2 separate regions of the Homo sapiens genome follow, and region 2 is linked to region 1. The links are chromatin loops, found by intact Hi-C in ENCODE. Cell type or tissue: K562. All regions are shown on one strand. Links, peaks and the distances in the headings refer to the core of each region. The heading gives the core; the rest is flanking DNA. Region 1 has its middle 36 kb from the start of MYO3B. Region 2 overlaps UBR3 (ubiquitin protein ligase E3 component n-recognin 3).

What was found. A loop is a pair of places that touch in the nucleus more often than their neighbours do. Peaks named below come from ENCODE experiments on the same cell type or tissue, not always from the same donor. Only the 100,000 strongest peaks of a DNase experiment are listed, where the experiment ranks them.
Region 2: it touches region 1 in a loop (4-fold over the local background); 2 of 110 quality-filtered maps call a loop at or near these places.

What each region holds. Positions count from the first base shown.
Region 1 is chr2:170,138,002-170,146,341 of GRCh38, reverse strand. No RefSeq gene overlaps it. Among named protein-coding and RNA genes, the nearest start is that of MYO3B, 36 kb to the left of the region's middle. In K562, for the core only: no CTCF peak of the experiment used is centred there; DNase peaks (open chromatin) are centred at 3,071, 6,611 and 6,983.
Region 2 is chr2:170,008,926-170,017,265 of GRCh38, reverse strand. UBR3 (ubiquitin protein ligase E3 component n-recognin 3) reads right to left here. Exons shown (of 39, transcript NM_172070.4): 29 at 8,326-8,340; 30 at 1,900-1,985. Among named protein-coding and RNA genes, the nearest start is that of MYO3B, 170 kb to the left of the region's middle. RefSeq lists an enhancer at 2,611-4,169. In K562, for the core only: CTCF peaks have their summits at 2,159 and 3,245; a DNase peak (open chromatin) is centred at 3,225.

The DNA.
Region 1 (8,340 bases), core at 26-8,025:
TGAACCATATCTACTTATTTAATTTATTAAAATCTGCCTACCCATCAAATAGCCTTAGGCTATGAAAACAAAGCAAACTCATAATTAAAGTATTAATAGAGCTTTAAAAGCTAGCAGAAATGATAAAAAAACATAGGCATTACATCTATAAATTAAGCATAAAATTACATTAAGGAATAATTTCCTCCTGGCATCCAATCAAGGTAGCTCAGCAGACTGCAAAGACAACATAACATGCAGCAAACCATCTAATAAATAAATGGCCCTCATCAAAACAAGCATGTAATTTCTGCACAGGAAGCGGTACTGTTTTTACTTAGTTAACTTCTCTTTAATCATTTAAGCAAATTTATATTTGAATGAGGAAAGCCAGAGGGCGTGTAGGAGGCAGGGAAGATGAGTAGATGTCTTTTCACAGCTCACGGCTGGCTCAGAGTGTCCACAAACGTTTTCAAAAGTCAGGGCATTCCTGGAGTCATCTGTTGCTATTCTGGGGCTCTAGTTTTTCAAATGAACTCAAGAGGCTGAAGCGAAGGAGACAGTAAGCACAGAGGGATGGTAGTAGGGACATGCAGTGTCACCCATCCATACCAGGAACGTATCTATCTTTAGGAGAAAGGCCATTCACAATGATACTTCCACTAATGCTAATGAGATGTTAGACACGACAGCTTATAGACTTACAACAGTCCATGGATTGCCCACATAGAAGAGAAAACACAATTCAGTTGATGCTGAACATAAAATGTGCTTGAGGAATTCCCTTATTGAAATTTCAGCCTTTTTTTCATATTATTTTGACATTAAAAAATATACTTTGGGGGCCTCTCTCTAAAAAAAATTCAGGGCTTTTTTTTAGGACCAAAATTAATAAAGATTACTCTCTCAAAATACTGCTGTCATCCTGCCAAGTAAATAAAGTGACTACTCAACCAGAAATTGCACCTTGAGTCCTTAGTCATCACCAATCCAAATTCTGTTAGCTATTACCATTGCTTTGCTTTTTTTTTTTTTTTCTAAGCAAGTCACTCAGCACAAAATATTCTAGAAACATCAGAGTGATACAATATAGTCCTGAGGAGACATGGCAACTAGACAAGTGATTTTTGGGGGAAAAATATGGGTGTGGATTCTCCACCACTAAGGTCCCGGAGTGTGCTGCTTTAGAGATGGAATTCCTGGAAAGATTCCTTTAGCAGAGTTTTAAATTCACCCATCAAAGCAATAGCTGAGATGAATGTCTTGTTGGAAGCAGCTTAGCATTTTACTAACTAGTTCAACTTTTGTAGTCTTCGCACCAGACATTTATAGGTGATTGCTTTCAAGGAGGTAGAAAGCTGCGTACAGGGCACGTTGCTGAGCCTGGCGTCTGGCCCATCTGTGCCAGTTGGCTGAACACCCAGATTATGTAGAATGGGGAGACAGTAAGGTCAGGCTCCTCCTTCCACAAGTAGGTTTGGGCACCAGAGAAATCCATTAATATTTCTCCTTGAAAGAAACAGGCTTGTTAAACACAGAGAAAATGGAGCTGCCCCACATCCCACACTTGCTTTTATGTGTATTTCTAGCAAGTGACCAAAGACCAGTATTTAGGATTCCCACAGAGGACTGACTTTCTTGGTTAAAAAACATCTGCCAGATTTGTTTTTCATGGAGACAGCCACTTCCCGACCCCTGTAATATTCTTTCTGGTAAAAGATTACTGGGGTTAAAAATGAGAGTTTTATTAAATCCTGCCTGTGTCCAGTCAAGCCTTTTAGTTCTACACCACTATCCTTTTCACTTTATTCAAGTAGAGCGAATCTTCAATAGCAATCATTTGAAAACCAAACAGCTGTCTCCTCCAAAATTGCTTTTTTCTTTTCATCATATATCTTTCCCTAATTATTAATGCCACAAACACGTATCAAAGTCCACTCTGTGAAGTGGTTCTCCCAGGCCTGAGGACATCACTGAAGAAGACACTGTCCCCACACTGTCCCCAGCTGATGTTAGTCAAGGGAGGAGACTCTTGCACAAACTGTTTTCACATTTGACTACTACCTTCATCCTGTGTAGATAACTCAGCATCCTACTTCTCATTTTTATTAAAAATGTCTGAGTATGAAAGATATAGTCACTGAAAAAACTAAAAAGTACTGACATATATGAAGGAAATGAGTAAAGTCATGTGTAATCCTGTCATTCAGAGATATTTGTTAAAATGTTGGTGGGTTGTGGGGGAGACTCTTTCCAGAATGTTTTAAAGGTATGTATATACCCAATTATATCTACTATTTTGTAAAGTTTATAGGTGGAGACAAGTGTAAGAGAGAACAAAGAGAGGGAGAGAAACAGAAAAAGAGGAGTGACTAAAGCAAAGAGACAGAGGCAGAGCGGGGAGAGAGACAAGGAGGAAGGGCAATGGCAAGCTGGCAGGGTCCTTAAATCAATTTAGGTCTCCTTCCTCGCCAGGATGATCAGCCAGTCGCAGGGTCACGGGCCCGCCAATTAAAAAACCTTTTATCCTACTGTCCTTTCCAAGCACACTGCATCAATAAGCTAATCCAACCCTGCAGTTACCTCCTGCCCACAAGCCCAAGGCCACTGAAAATTACAGGAGGCCAATTCATAAAAAATGCACTGCTGTTTCCTGACTAGTGGTTTAAAAACATTCTTTTCCAAATTTTTAAATAATTATTTATTTAGCGTTACTTTATGCTTATACCTCAATATCTGATTACCTTGTCAAGTCATCTTCTGTTTTGGCAAAAAAAAAAAAAAAAAAAGCCTGTTCACAACCTGGCAAAAGATTCTGGCTGAGCCCAAGGTCACCACCATAGAGAAGCAGATTGAGGATACTCAAATCTACTAGCCCAAGTGTATTTTTGATTAAAAAATACAACCAAGCCATGTGTCAGAGCCAAGATACCTAAATGCATGGCCTTGTCCAGGCAAAACTGTAAGTGAATTTGTTTTGGACTTCATATGTGGGGGTTTTGATGTTAAGTAGACAATAGCTATGTTCTCATTCTGGTTAGAATAAGAGAGCAAAGTCTTAGGCAATCCTTATCAAGGAGTCCCCTGCCTGCGCTGATAACCACCCGGAAAGCATTCTTCATGTTTCCATCCGAGGACTTGACCACACCAAGTATTTACTCCCAAAGCAGCCAGTGAAACCCTCAAGAGATCTGTCTGGAGATCATCTGGGCAAGTGGGGAAGAGGACAGCAAAAGCATTAGGTTCATTGTCTTCTGCTTGGGAACAGCCACTCCTGGCAAACAGCAGTGACCACTCCAGGGGATGCCCAGCAGCAATGGGAGCCAGCACCACTCCCACCTCTCACAAAGCCCATTGCCACCGAAGAAAATGTGCTCATCTCAACCTCATTTTTGCCTCCTTGTGAGAGTCTTCCAACAGCTAGCCTTTCTGCTAGGCATTAGCAAGGATGAACACAATGAGCTCGTGATTGCCTCTGGGAACACACTACATTCTGTAGTTGTTTTAAAAATCATGAAATAACTCTCAGCCACGACCAACAGTGTCTGTCAGTGGACTGTGTAAGGCACTGGGAGGGCAAGCAATTTTCTCTAAATGCTTCCTGATGATCCATTCTCCGGATCTCCCTTATCTCCTCCCATCTGAAGACAGACTGCCAGCAAAGGCACTCCCTGGCCAGCTTCAGGGCCGGCAGAACGGCATAAATCAGTTTTAGAGCAGTGGTTACAATGAGGGTAAGGAAAGCTACATGCATCTGTCCTCTCTCCACTATCCTAAACCTTGTCATCTTATTATCTGATAACACTGGCATGGCCTTCCAACAGCTTCCCTCTGCCCCGCAGAGGGGCGGCCTTGGAGACCGGGAAGGAGGCAGGCCTGCCCAGCCTGTGGTGGGCAGAAATGGGAATCAGACCACCCACCTACCTACCTAGTGCTTGGAACTCTGAAGCTTTCCCTCCAAAAATGTCACAGGACTGATTGCATGGTAAAAGTTTTGGACTATAGGGGAAAAAACCAGGTAGGTAAGTTCACCGAAGCCCTGAGCAAGAGCCCTTAGGGGTGTGGGTCTGAGCAATTCTGCAGCCCACCTGCTTCCAAAGTGACCCGCTCAGCAACGATCTGTCCGTGGCTCCATCTGCATTGCGGCTCCCTCATGGTCTGGGCTACTCTGGGAGAGGAAGGTGTCACACAGCTAAGGGGAAGGGAACCAGCCCCACTCCTTGAGCTGCATTAATCCCCACGGGGAAAGCAGGTGAGGCCCATCACAGGGGCACAGCAGGCAGTTTACCGGAACGTGCAGGCGGAGGGGTACGCAGCAGTTTTCAATCATAGTTTAAGTCAAATTTACTGAAACCTTACTAATTTTAACTCTTCTGATGCCGCAGCTGACATAATCACGGTCACATGACTCGCAGCTGTAATGTTCTTAAAAAGGAAGCTTCTTCTTCAGGATGATACCAATTAATGCAGGACAGAAAGAACAGCCAGGTCTAGTTCTCCAAGGGGGAATGAGTGGCTTTGGAAATTCTTCCTCTTACCTTGTTTTGTCCTCTTCGGCACGTTCGCTGCTCACATCCAATGCTGCTGCAACGACAAGCAAAAAAACAGAATCATGACAGCCACCTGACACCCGAGGCCCTGCCGCCAGCCTGCTGGGGCCGCCTGAGGTACCAGGGTCCAGGCATTATTTTTCACTCCCTGTGCTCCTGGCAGAGGAGGAAGGGCCTTACCTGCCATTGTTCCACCTGACCGAAGATGAGACTAAACCAGGGGAAATCCTGCTCCCAGGAAAAAGGACTGGGAGAGATGAATAATTAATAATGCCCCAGAACTTGAAGCGGAACGGAAGGTAAGTGTGAGGCCTGGGGTGAATAAAAGAAACACTCAACAGGAAAGGCCACATTTTACCCCTAAGGAAGCTCAGAAAGGGGAGGTTCACGTTCATGTGCTGGGAACTGAGCCTCTCTTTCCAAATGTTAGTTTTGGACTGAGAAAAACCGGGCCGTGGGTTCCAAAAAATCCCAAGGGGACACTTGCTGTTGGGGAAAATGCCCGCTTTGGAGACTAGCCACCCTGGTGCGTGCACCCGGCTTGCCATGCATGCAAGTCGATTCTGAGGTGTCCGTGTTCCTCCCTTTCCTCTGGGTTCTATTCCTAGGAAACTTTCTTCTTCTTTTCGAAATTGTTTACTGTTGTAAGCACGATAACTCAACTAATACCATTCACTGACTCTTATCCATGTATCCTTTTCTCCACAAATATTTGCGAAGCCTCTCTCTATGCCATCTGTGCTAAGATACTAGAACTGAGAAGAAATGTAAGACCCAGAATGTCTCCAGGCTGCCTTGGAGGCCTGTAGTGCTGAATGCCCATGTTTGTGGCCTCCGCATGGCCATCTCCAACCCAGGCCTCTCCCGTGGAGTCAAAACTCACATACCCGACAGCCCACTCATGATCTCCCTCAGACACCTCATGATGTCCAGCAGGCATCTAAATGTAACGGGTCCCAAACCAGGCCCCAAACCTGCTGTTCACAGCCTTGTCTATGGCAACTCTGTGCTTCCTGTGGCTCAGGATTTTCTTGGGATCATTGATGCTTTCTGCATTAGTCAGAGTCTGTTTGAGAACTAGAAATCACACCATTATTCTCACAGAGTTTAATATAAATAATTGTTAACCAGGTATTAGAAGTCTGAAAGGCAAAAGGGGGCCCCGAGGCAGCACAGAGGTTGTAACTGTAGGAAGCAGCCTCCGCCTGGAGGGCTGGGGGAACAGAGAGAAGAGCTGGGCTCATCAAAAGCCTGCAGTCTCAAGGAGGGACCCACAGAGTTAGACCACTGAGGAGGGCACGAGGGCCAGTGGGTGCTGCTACCTCAGAGGGGCCCAGTGAGGCCGCTCCGGGAGTGTGAGGAAAAGCTAGAATTTGGAAATAGCTCCTGTGGTAGTGTTGCTGACAGGGACAGGAAGTCAACACAGCGGAACACGTCTCTTCTCTCTCCCCAGGCTTGTATCTCCCTCTAGCTCTGCTGAACATGGAGCAGGGGCTGGGAAAAATGAAGACTGGTTTGCAGAAACACTGGGTGAGAAGCATAAACTTAAGAACCAGCACTGCCCACGTCTTTGGCTACTGAGGCTCCACACACCTTTCTAAAAACTTTTTCTCTCATGCCCCACCTCCAACCTGCCAACAAATCCTCTGAGTTCTATCTGCAACATATTTTCAGGATTCTACTTATTCTCCCCACTCTGCTGCCACCACTGTGATCTAAACAGCAGGCCTCACTTGGATCACTGCAGTGGCCTCCTCAGGGGTGTCCTTGGCTTCCCTGAGAGTCAGTTCTCCATCCAGAAGCCAACAAGATTGCGTTCATTAATGAGGACTGCTGGAACAAATTACCACAAACTTGAGGGATTAAAACAACGGAAATTTATTCTTTTACAGTTCTGGAGGCCGGAAGTCTGTGATTAAGGTTTTGGTAGGGTTGGTTTCCTCTAGAGGCTGTAGGGGGAAGATCTTAGATGTTCCACACCTCTCTCCTAGCTGCTGGTGGGTGCTGGTGAGCCTTGGAGTCTTTGGTTCTTAGACGCATCGCTCAGGCGTCAGCCTGTGTTTTCCCATTACCTTCTTCTCTGCAGCTGTGTTCACTCCTTATCTCCCACCAGTCACTGGGTTTAGGGCTTACCCTGAACCTAGTATGATCTCATCTTGAGATCCCTAACTTAGTTACATCTGCAAAGACCGTATTTCCAAATAAGGTCACATTCACAGGTACTAGGATATATCTAGTCTTAGACATGGACATATCTAGATTTGGACATATCTTTTAGGGCTTGGTCTTCAACCCCCTGCAGTGATGCTGTTAAAACACAAATCACATCACATCACCCCTCCGCTCAAAATCTTCCAAAGAGTCCCAGCTCATCCTGAGTCCAAACTACACTGCTCCCGAATCTGTCACTTCCCCTTTCTGATTGCCCCTCCTTCTGCTCTCATGTTTCTCACACCCCTGAAACTACTCTGGTCCTCAACACTCCACACACAGGCCAGCCTCGGCCTTTGCACACACTGTCTCTCTACCTGAAACACTGTCCCACTAGTTACTCCTGTGGCCCACTGCCTTGGATTCTTCAGATCTTTTCTCAAAAGTTATCCACTCAGTGAGGCTGCCCCAGACCATGTTGTATACAACTTCCATCCTCATTTCCTACTTTTTTTCTCACCATAGCATTCAACAATATAACATACTATACATGATTTTTATTAATTTTCTTTCTCCTGTCAGTAAAATCTATGCTCAATAAGGACAAGGATTTTTTGCCAGTCTCATTCACTGCTATACCTGAAGCACTTAGAATAGTACCTGGCACCTATAGGCCCTCAAAAATTGTACTTTAAAATGCAGCATATACAATTGGAATCACACAAAGTAGAATATACTAGCATTCCTGTGTTGGTAAGGCACAATACTACAGCAGCATTAAAAACAGCAAGTGCTGCTGTAGATGAAAACATATGCTTTTACATCACAGCAAATCCTAATTTAGTGTATTTGACTCACCTTATCCTGATGACATCTGAGGATACCAAAGTAGAATGCGTGATTGCCACCAATGGAGTTAGTTTAAAATTTTCCTCAGATATAAATAAAACCCAACTTTGATCAACAGTGATAAAAGAAAAGCTGAATTATTTCTATTCTCTTGGTTGAAAATAATGTTACAAAACTTTCATAAAGAAAGAGTATTCAGTAAAGATTTTAGGGAAGTACTTTACAGATGTGTCAGAAGGCTAATAAGATATGTTATTTTTCTGGATAGTTTTACTTTTGCAGCATCTGTCAGCCTTTTTTTTTTTTTTGAAACAGTCTCACTCTGTCACCCAGGCTGGAGTGCAGTAGCAGGATCTCGGCTCTCTGCAACCTCTGCCTCCTGGGTGCAAGCAATTCTCCTGCCTCAGCCTCCTGAGTAGCTGGGACTACAGGCACAGGCTGCCAGGCCCAGCTAGTTTTTTGTATTTTAGTAGAGATGGGGGTTTCACCATGTTGCCCAGGCTGGTCTCGAACTCCTGAGCTCAGGAAATCCGCCCACCTCAGCCTCCCAAAGAGCTGGGATTACAGGTGTGAGCTACCGTGCCCTGCCCCCTGTCAGGTTTTTATGACTTTTCATTAACTACTTTGTTGAGGTATAACTGACATAGAACAAACTGCATGCATTTGGAGGGCACAATTTGATGTTTTGACATTTCTATAAACCCATGAAATTCTCACACTCATACATCATTATCAAGATAGTGAATATAGCCATCACTCTCAAAACTTTCTGTGGGACCCTTTATAAGCTATTGTAACCCTTCCCCACCTG
Region 2 (8,340 bases), core at 218-8,217, 130 kb after region 1:
GAAAAGGAAAATATGAATACAATAAGATATTTCCCTAGAAAAAAGATAGATTTTTTTTTTTTAATAATACCACTGAAGTTGCACTGGAAGATGAAAAAAATGAGATATTTGCAGTGAGATCCCATGAATCATCATCAATTTAAGTCCTGGTGTACAACTTAAGTTTGAATTTTATTTGAATAAATAACAAATACTAAGTTCATACACTTGTAAGATAGTGGGATTTTGCATATATACAACATATTCTATATATATATATGACTTACAGGCTGCTTTTATTAATATTAGGATAAATAAGTAACTGAACAATAATAAATTATACAAAAACTAAGAAATATTAACTTACATTTAGGATAAACTTTATCATGACTTTTTCTATATTGGCACAGTATAATTTCTGATTTAGTAAAGGGAAAAATAATGAAGCAAAAGTCTGAAAGTATAAATTTAACAATTTAAATTACAAAATTGACTCTGGTAATTAAAGTGATTACCACTAGAATTTTATTACTATTTTCAGGAATCTGGATAAATTCATTATTTACAAGCCTCTAGATAAGTTTAAGTGCCTCAGAGAAAAAAATAAGTAGATTTTTAAAAACAGAAAACCCTTCGCTAAAGTAAACACTTTGTAACACAACAGTTTCTGGAATATTATCAGCCAATGCCAAACATCAATTAATAACAAATTAACAAGAAGGAATAATTTATATAACTAAAATGATTATTATATCTATTAATTCAAACAGATTAGAAACTAAAACTCCCATGTATCAACAACTTCCTTTGAAACATACTAGTAAAGCACTGAATAGAAATAGGGTTTAGATGAATGCATAAAGGGGTCAATTTTTACTAATACTCGGTTAAAAAATAAAAATAATAACCTCCAAAATTTTAAGTTCTAGGAATAAAGTGACAATCCAAAAGAAAATATCAAATTCTACTGCAATTTATAAGACTTTAAAGATAACCAAGTTAAAATTTCACATAAGTTTGCTTTTATGTTAGAAATTTTAAAGTGCTTTTGATCATCCCTTTGCTTTGGAATCAATTCAAAATTACATATTTTTTGAAATAACATATATTTTGTTAAAAAACCAACATGTATTGATAATTTTTAATACTTACTATTTTTTAGTATTTGAGAATATATATTCATTTTTCAAAAGAATATATTATGTGTTTTAAACAAGTTTTATTTCCTACACCAATCACATTAGGTAATATTTCAACTTCAGTGATCTGGGGCAAATAATCAGCTATATGCTGATATTCAATAATATTATTCCTACTATGCACATTAATTCTCTAAACAATGACTAAAAAATGATAGCATCAAAGCCATGCTCATGAAAAATCTACTTTAAATTACAAATTACACTTCTCTCAAATATATCCTTACACACAAGATTGAAGAATTATTCTCATTTTATAACATAAAGTATATATATAAATAAAAGCAAACGTGCAATTTCAATACATTTTAATATACACATCAAAATATAGCACAAATATCTTAATAGCAATAATATAATAGAAATCTGTGGGTAACATATATTGTCTTTATAAAAATATTTTCTTAATTCAATGTAAAAATTCTTTAAGAGAATTAAAGTTTAAGAACAATTTTTTATAGCTGAGAATCATACAGTGCTTTAATTTTGAAACCTCGTCACTTAGCATCACATTTATGTGCTAGGTAATCATAATCTAGAAAGAGCTAAATATCCATATGATTCTTCCAAGTACAAGATTAGCCATTTAAAGTATATATCACTATCTAAATAGATCATATATAACAGACAAAATTTGAAATATACCAAAATGTCACTTTTCCTGTCAATGCTTCCAAAAATGACAGAATTTTTTTTAAATTTAGCAGTATTTAGTACTTACTTAAACAAGACCTTTTGCCAGCTGTGCTTGCACCACCTGAACACAAATTGCCTCCTCGATGAATCAATTCAAGTTCTAAATTGGTTCTGTAAGTAAAACATTATATCTCAGTCATTAAACTGAAGATTCTTTATTAATCTGCTTTATTGACATGTCTGAATCAACCTAAAAAATAAAGTTCTTCAACTTTATTTTTTGCAAAAGCAGTTTTTATGTTGTATCAGTAATAATCATATTTATCTGATATTTAGAAATACAAAGGGAACAATTTATCCATCCTTACTTATATGTTCATATTTACACCTGCAAAAAATTGCACACATCATGGTGTAATTGTTGCAAAGTCCCAACTCTTGGCACATACTAAAAACTAGGCCTTAAGAAAAAAAAAAAAACTGCAACATATTTCATAAACCTGCATATGAATATGAAGAAAGAATTTTTACTCCAACGTCAGCCACTGTGTAGGTGGTTATTGCCATATAAAACACAAAGGCATACCAATTTTTCTATCAGAGAAATGGTTATCATTCATTGGAGGTTAGATGGTATCTGGAAATCAATATTAAGAAACAAAATCACTAATATAGAAATGGCTATGAACAACACATATAATTTAACAGCAGTCTCTCTTACGGACTTCTAAAACTAGTTTCATTAAAATACACTGTGTAACTACTGATATGGCTAACCATCAATACTGTTCATACAGACCTGAAATTGCAAGGTATTTAGCAATTATTAGCTTACAAAATAGCAATATTTAATAAATCAACATTTCAAAAATCAAACTAATGCAGAATCTAAGGATTTACCCAAAAACAGTAACAGTAAAAGAACCAATTAATTATGCCAAAATAAATGACAACTCTGAGAAATAATTTAAATTGTATTTTTCTTCAACAGTATGAATACACTTAGACATACCTTTATTTTCTACAACCAAAACTGACCCTAATATGCATTTGACCCTAATAGTGAGATACTGTCTCCCACTTAAAAAAAAAAAAAAGAAAAAAAAACAGTTTCAAGCTTACTCTTTGCAAGTGAATTCATGAAAGACTATTATCCTATTTTATTTAAAACAAAACATTTTGCACTGATTTGGCTGAATTTTGAACATGGACTTTTTTGGAGATTATATTTCCATGTATTTACTTATAAATGCAAATTGTTAAAGAATATTAATATTCCTAAGTCTGTACATTTGCCACCCATTTCTAAAGGAATGCTTTAATCCTCTCTACTCAGGGTGGGAGAAAAAGCAATTTAACACCGATAACGTTCCAGCTCAGAGCTCCATCTGGTTGCTGCTGATAAGGGCATCTGTGTGACAAGGGAATTTTCCACCCTTCAGGCGATTTGCATTGCTCACTGAACTTCTAAAAACCTACCAGCAAGGAAGCAGGGACAAGGATTTCATACTAGTGGACAGAAAGCGAGCGGAGACCAGCATGTGTTCCTTCATCAAGGGAATATAAATGAGATCAATACATTTTGTTTTCACAAATCTTCTGTTGCCTAATCTGTAGAAAAAAATTAATGGCTATATTCTCTTATAAAAACTAAGATTTCCTAGATAGTACTTTTAAGAGAGCTAACCAGAAACACAAACAATACTTACAAATGAATGTCAAAACCAGAATGTCAACATTTCACCATATTTGCAAAAATATTTATTAAAATATAAATATAAGAACAATTCTGTTTTCTCAATCCCCAAATATAACGGATGACAAACATATTACTAAGAATTTCATTGTAAAGAATTCTCGAAAAAAACTAGTAAAATCTAATTAATTATTCCAGATTATGACTGGAAGATCTCCTATGCAATATTCTTTCTGAATTAAAAATCAAAAACTACCTATCCAAAGGATTAATGTGTAATAATATCTAGGATTTTACATTTCTTAAAAATTTTTTTTGAGAGATGAAGTCTTGCTGTGTTGCCCAGGTTGCACTTGAACTCCTGTGCTCAAGCAATCCTCCTGCCTCAGCCTCCCAAGTATCCAGGAATAGGCGCACACCACTGTATCCAGCAATATCTAGGATTTTAAAAATCAATATGGCTCTAAATACCAACTTTTCTTTGTTTCATATATGTCAAAATTGGTCCTTTGAGACATGCTAAAGAACACACAAATGGGTCATATGTCCCATGTCCGACTGCTGAAAATCACACAGCAATATTATGTTTCTTTCCTCCTCAATGAATGATGCAAAAATAAAGATATGCTGGGAGTGGAAGTTTTCCGAGCTTTTTGCTGTCAAAGAAAAGCAGACTCTTTTCTATATTTTCTAACACAAATACATTCAAATTAGTTTGGAAGAAAAAAAAGAGGCGAAAATCTCTACATTTGAAAGAATGATGAGAAAGACTGTTTAAAGCCTACCCTAGTGGCCACCTAGATGTGCACATTAAAAACCCCTCTAACTATGCTCCAGCTTCTTTTTGCATGACCAAAGTATGCTGTCCTCTCAATCCCCCCATTCAACACTAACTTCTATTTTAGACTATAATTTGAAAAGCAAACGTGTGTACACACACTACACACCCCACATTCTCAAACACACGTTGGTTTGGTGAAAAGGGCAAAGCTTCTGGAAAGAGATCTAGGTTCAAGGCCTGAGTCTACCACTCAGTAGTTGAGCAAGTTACTCAATTTCTCAGGGGGAAAAAAAAAAAAAAACCAGTATCTTCATCCATACCACAGCCTATATTATACAAGAGGCAATTCAACTTTTAACTTCTCCAGGAAGCTTTCCTGGGACAGAAAGAAGGACTTACACATATTTTATATTTCAATTTGCTCATCTTCCCTTTAGAAGTTCTACAGTGCTTTCTCTATATGATATTTTTAAAAACAAATTATATTCTGTTATATAGATTGATGTTATATTAGTTCCATCTCTCCAACTAAACTGTAAATTCATGGAGAACAGGGACTATTTCAAATATAGCTTCTAAATCCCCAGGGTACCTGATAAGATGCTTAAAAAGAAAAAAAATGGGAACTGACAACATCTTTCTTTTGATATGTAACCAATTATAAGATTCTCTTTAGCCCTTGCAGTTTATTTTCTTTCTTTTCCTAACTCTTCCATTCCCTTAAACCCAGTATTGACCCCACCAAGCCCCAAAAAAGGATTGTTTTAGGAAAGAATTTTTTGTTTTTTTAAAAAGATTCATAATTTGGTATTTAGCAAGCGTCCCTTTTATTTTGAACATGATTAGTTTACAAAGTAACCTATGAAGGTACATTCACTCTATTGAGTACCCACCATTTAAAGATGTCTCTCCACCTACATTGCAGTTACTTATGTTTCATTTTCTTTCCATTTTTCTCTATACAAACCACCTGCTACTCACCAGTATCTCTAGACTATATGAAACTTGAGTCCAAAAATCCTTGGAAAAATCAGTTACTGAAATTCATGTCATTCATTGTTTCAAGAACAAAATAATGATTGGTATTGAAAAAAGAAAACCTTCTTCCCCCCAATTTGGTTTCCATTATCTGTATAGATGACTGACATGTGTAATAAAATGAAAATTTTGGAAATATATTGAAACTTGAATGTAATGATTTTGATTAATTTTTAGATCATTTTAAATTTGAATGGATTTTCCAACAGTTTCTTCTCTGATACCCTCAGAAAATTCTCCAAGGCTTCACCATGCAAATAAAATTTAAAACCAAAAGACATGTACTGTCTTACAAAAAAAAAAAAAAAAAGAAAAGCTGTAAAACTCACCAGAAATACTTTGTTTCTAAATATCCAAAATTCAAACCCTCTGAAGAGCAAACAAAATTACTTATTCAGCAGGGAGAAATCCAGCTCTAAGAAATGAGGGTTGTATTCCACTCACGTTACTAATACTAAATACAAATAAATGTGCAAGTTCTAATGAATTATACATTTAAAAATCACTACATTTAATTCAAAACTTAATTCAAAGTAAGTTTATTGCTAAATATTCTACTTAAATATTTAAATATTGCTAAATATTTTAATGTTCACCTTTTAGGAATGTTATATGTTATGCATAAATAAGTTATATGTTATGCATAAAAGGCCTGGTTTCCTGTTTTGAGAAAATTACAATGTATTTAAATACAACATACTTTTTTCCTTCAATATATGTTGTTAATTTCTGAGTCAATTTGTTTATCTTATTTTTTATTTCTTTAGACAGGGTTTTGCTCTGTTGCCCAAGCTGAAGTGCAGTCGCTCAATCACAGCTCACTATAGCCTTGACCTCTCATTTCTTGTAGCTCAAGGGATCCTCCCATCTCAGCCTCCCAAGTAGCTGGGACTACAGATGTGTGCCACCAAACCTAGCTAATTTTTTTTTATTTTTCATAGAGATAGGGTTTTACTATGTTGTCCAGGCGGGTCTCAAACTCCTGGTCTCAAGCAATCCTCCTGCCTTGGTCTCTCAAGTTCTGAGATTATGGTGTGAGCCACCATGCCCAGCCTTTGTTTTCTTTGTAATGACTAAGTAAAACTTAGAGAAGGAATGCCGCCTCACTGGAAGAGCTTTGCAATATTTTGGGGAATTCCAAGCAAAAGATAATAAAGTTTTAAAGTGTTATATACACTCATTTTCAGAATTATTGTTTTGCTGCTTTAGAATTTATTAAGTTTCAGAAAAGGATGGGGGAAGTATATTTTCTCTGTTTCTCCGTTTACACCTTAGTAAAGCATTCGACATCTGTCCCTGCTTCTCTAAAAAATAGAGAAACCAAAATGTCTTGATCCAGAAGGTCTCCCACTATCACTGCAAGCTTTTTTCTGTAAGTTACTTACAAACTTAAACCAAGAAATAAGGATCTAAAACTTCCACTAAATTATATTTAAATCAAATTGTTTGATTTATCATACTACAGGAAAATTCCAATGACAGATTATTCCCATTCAATAAAGATTTTCTTAAAAGGTCAACTCTAATAAAATTAAAGGCATAAATAAATGAGCAACATAAATGTGTGTAGGTCTGTGATTGTGTATAAATATGTATAACAGAACTGAGTTGATCCATATTCAACCCAATCGTCTACAATGTTATAATCACAATATCATATGGAAGTTCTGTAAAACCTTGGCACCCTGGCAAAGTTAAATTATATTGTTTTGTTTTCACATAGTGTCTTTTATTGCAAGAATGTAGTAACTAGTAACTCTCCAGAAACAAAATACTAAATGTTATGTCTTCCCCAAAAACATTCTAGATAAACAAGAGGCTAGGAATATATAGACTACAAAGTTACTTTCCAATCCATTAAATCCTTTTACATCAACCCATGTCCAGTATTTGCATTCTCAGACCAACTAATGTTCCTTATCTTGAGCTCTAATTTGCTTGCTGCAATTATTCTAAATCTGGTTCCATTTCTCCTGGGTTCCAAAGGCTATGTATAGTTCATTTACTCTTTTGTTACCCTCTGTTCCAGGAGTGGACCAGAGAGAATAGCCATGATCAACTATATACATAATAGAACCTATAAAAGCTAAACATAGGAGAGGAAAAAGGAAGATAGCAATTGAAAAAAACAGTAAACCTTGACTCAAGAGATCCTACTCTGCCACAGACTTGCTGTATTGACCTCAAGTCACATTACCTCTCTAAATCTTACCTATTACAATACTACTTAGATAAAATATAAAGTATGCTTCCAAAGATATTCAAGGATGTACAGAGTCAGTTTTGGCAGAATGCATTTACAAGTTCTTAGTTGTGTCTGTTTTTCCTCTATTTACTGCTTTTATGGTTCTGCATTTTCACTCAAGTTTTCCAAAATTCCTATTTAGAACTACTGCTTCTGTATTGCATACAATTAGACTAATCCTTCCTAATCTGAAAGATGAGAAACATTCACTTCTAACAGCTTTCTTGAGCCCCTTACTCACTACAAATTGAGGTTTAGAACATGCCTGATCCCTTGCTTCCTCTCCCTTATCTGATTCTTCTAAACTCCTGTCTTTTAGGTTATCACTAGATCTTTTCGGTTTCTATTTAAAACAAAGTTCTTCTATTTCTTACTGTTCTTATTTTTCCATAAATCAAAGTGTTTAACATATTACAACGTTTTAGTTCTCAGTATTATCACTTTTTGACAGGTCTCATAGATAATACTCACATGTTCGAGGTACATATCTGCCCCAAAATGTTAGTAACATACTTTCCCCCATGTACTATAATGTTTAGTAACATTTATGCAAATATTTCATTAAAATAAAACCTCTTCAGGAAATAAAGCTGCACAGTTATAGTTATCCTAGCAGGCACTAAAACTAGCCATAATTTCAACTGATATTAAAAATATGCATCCTTTAAATAAATAAAACAAATATTTATTAAATAATAAAATCAACTATTAATAGTAAGTAAACTAAAAAGTATACACTATATATACCTACCTAGCAACAGAGTAC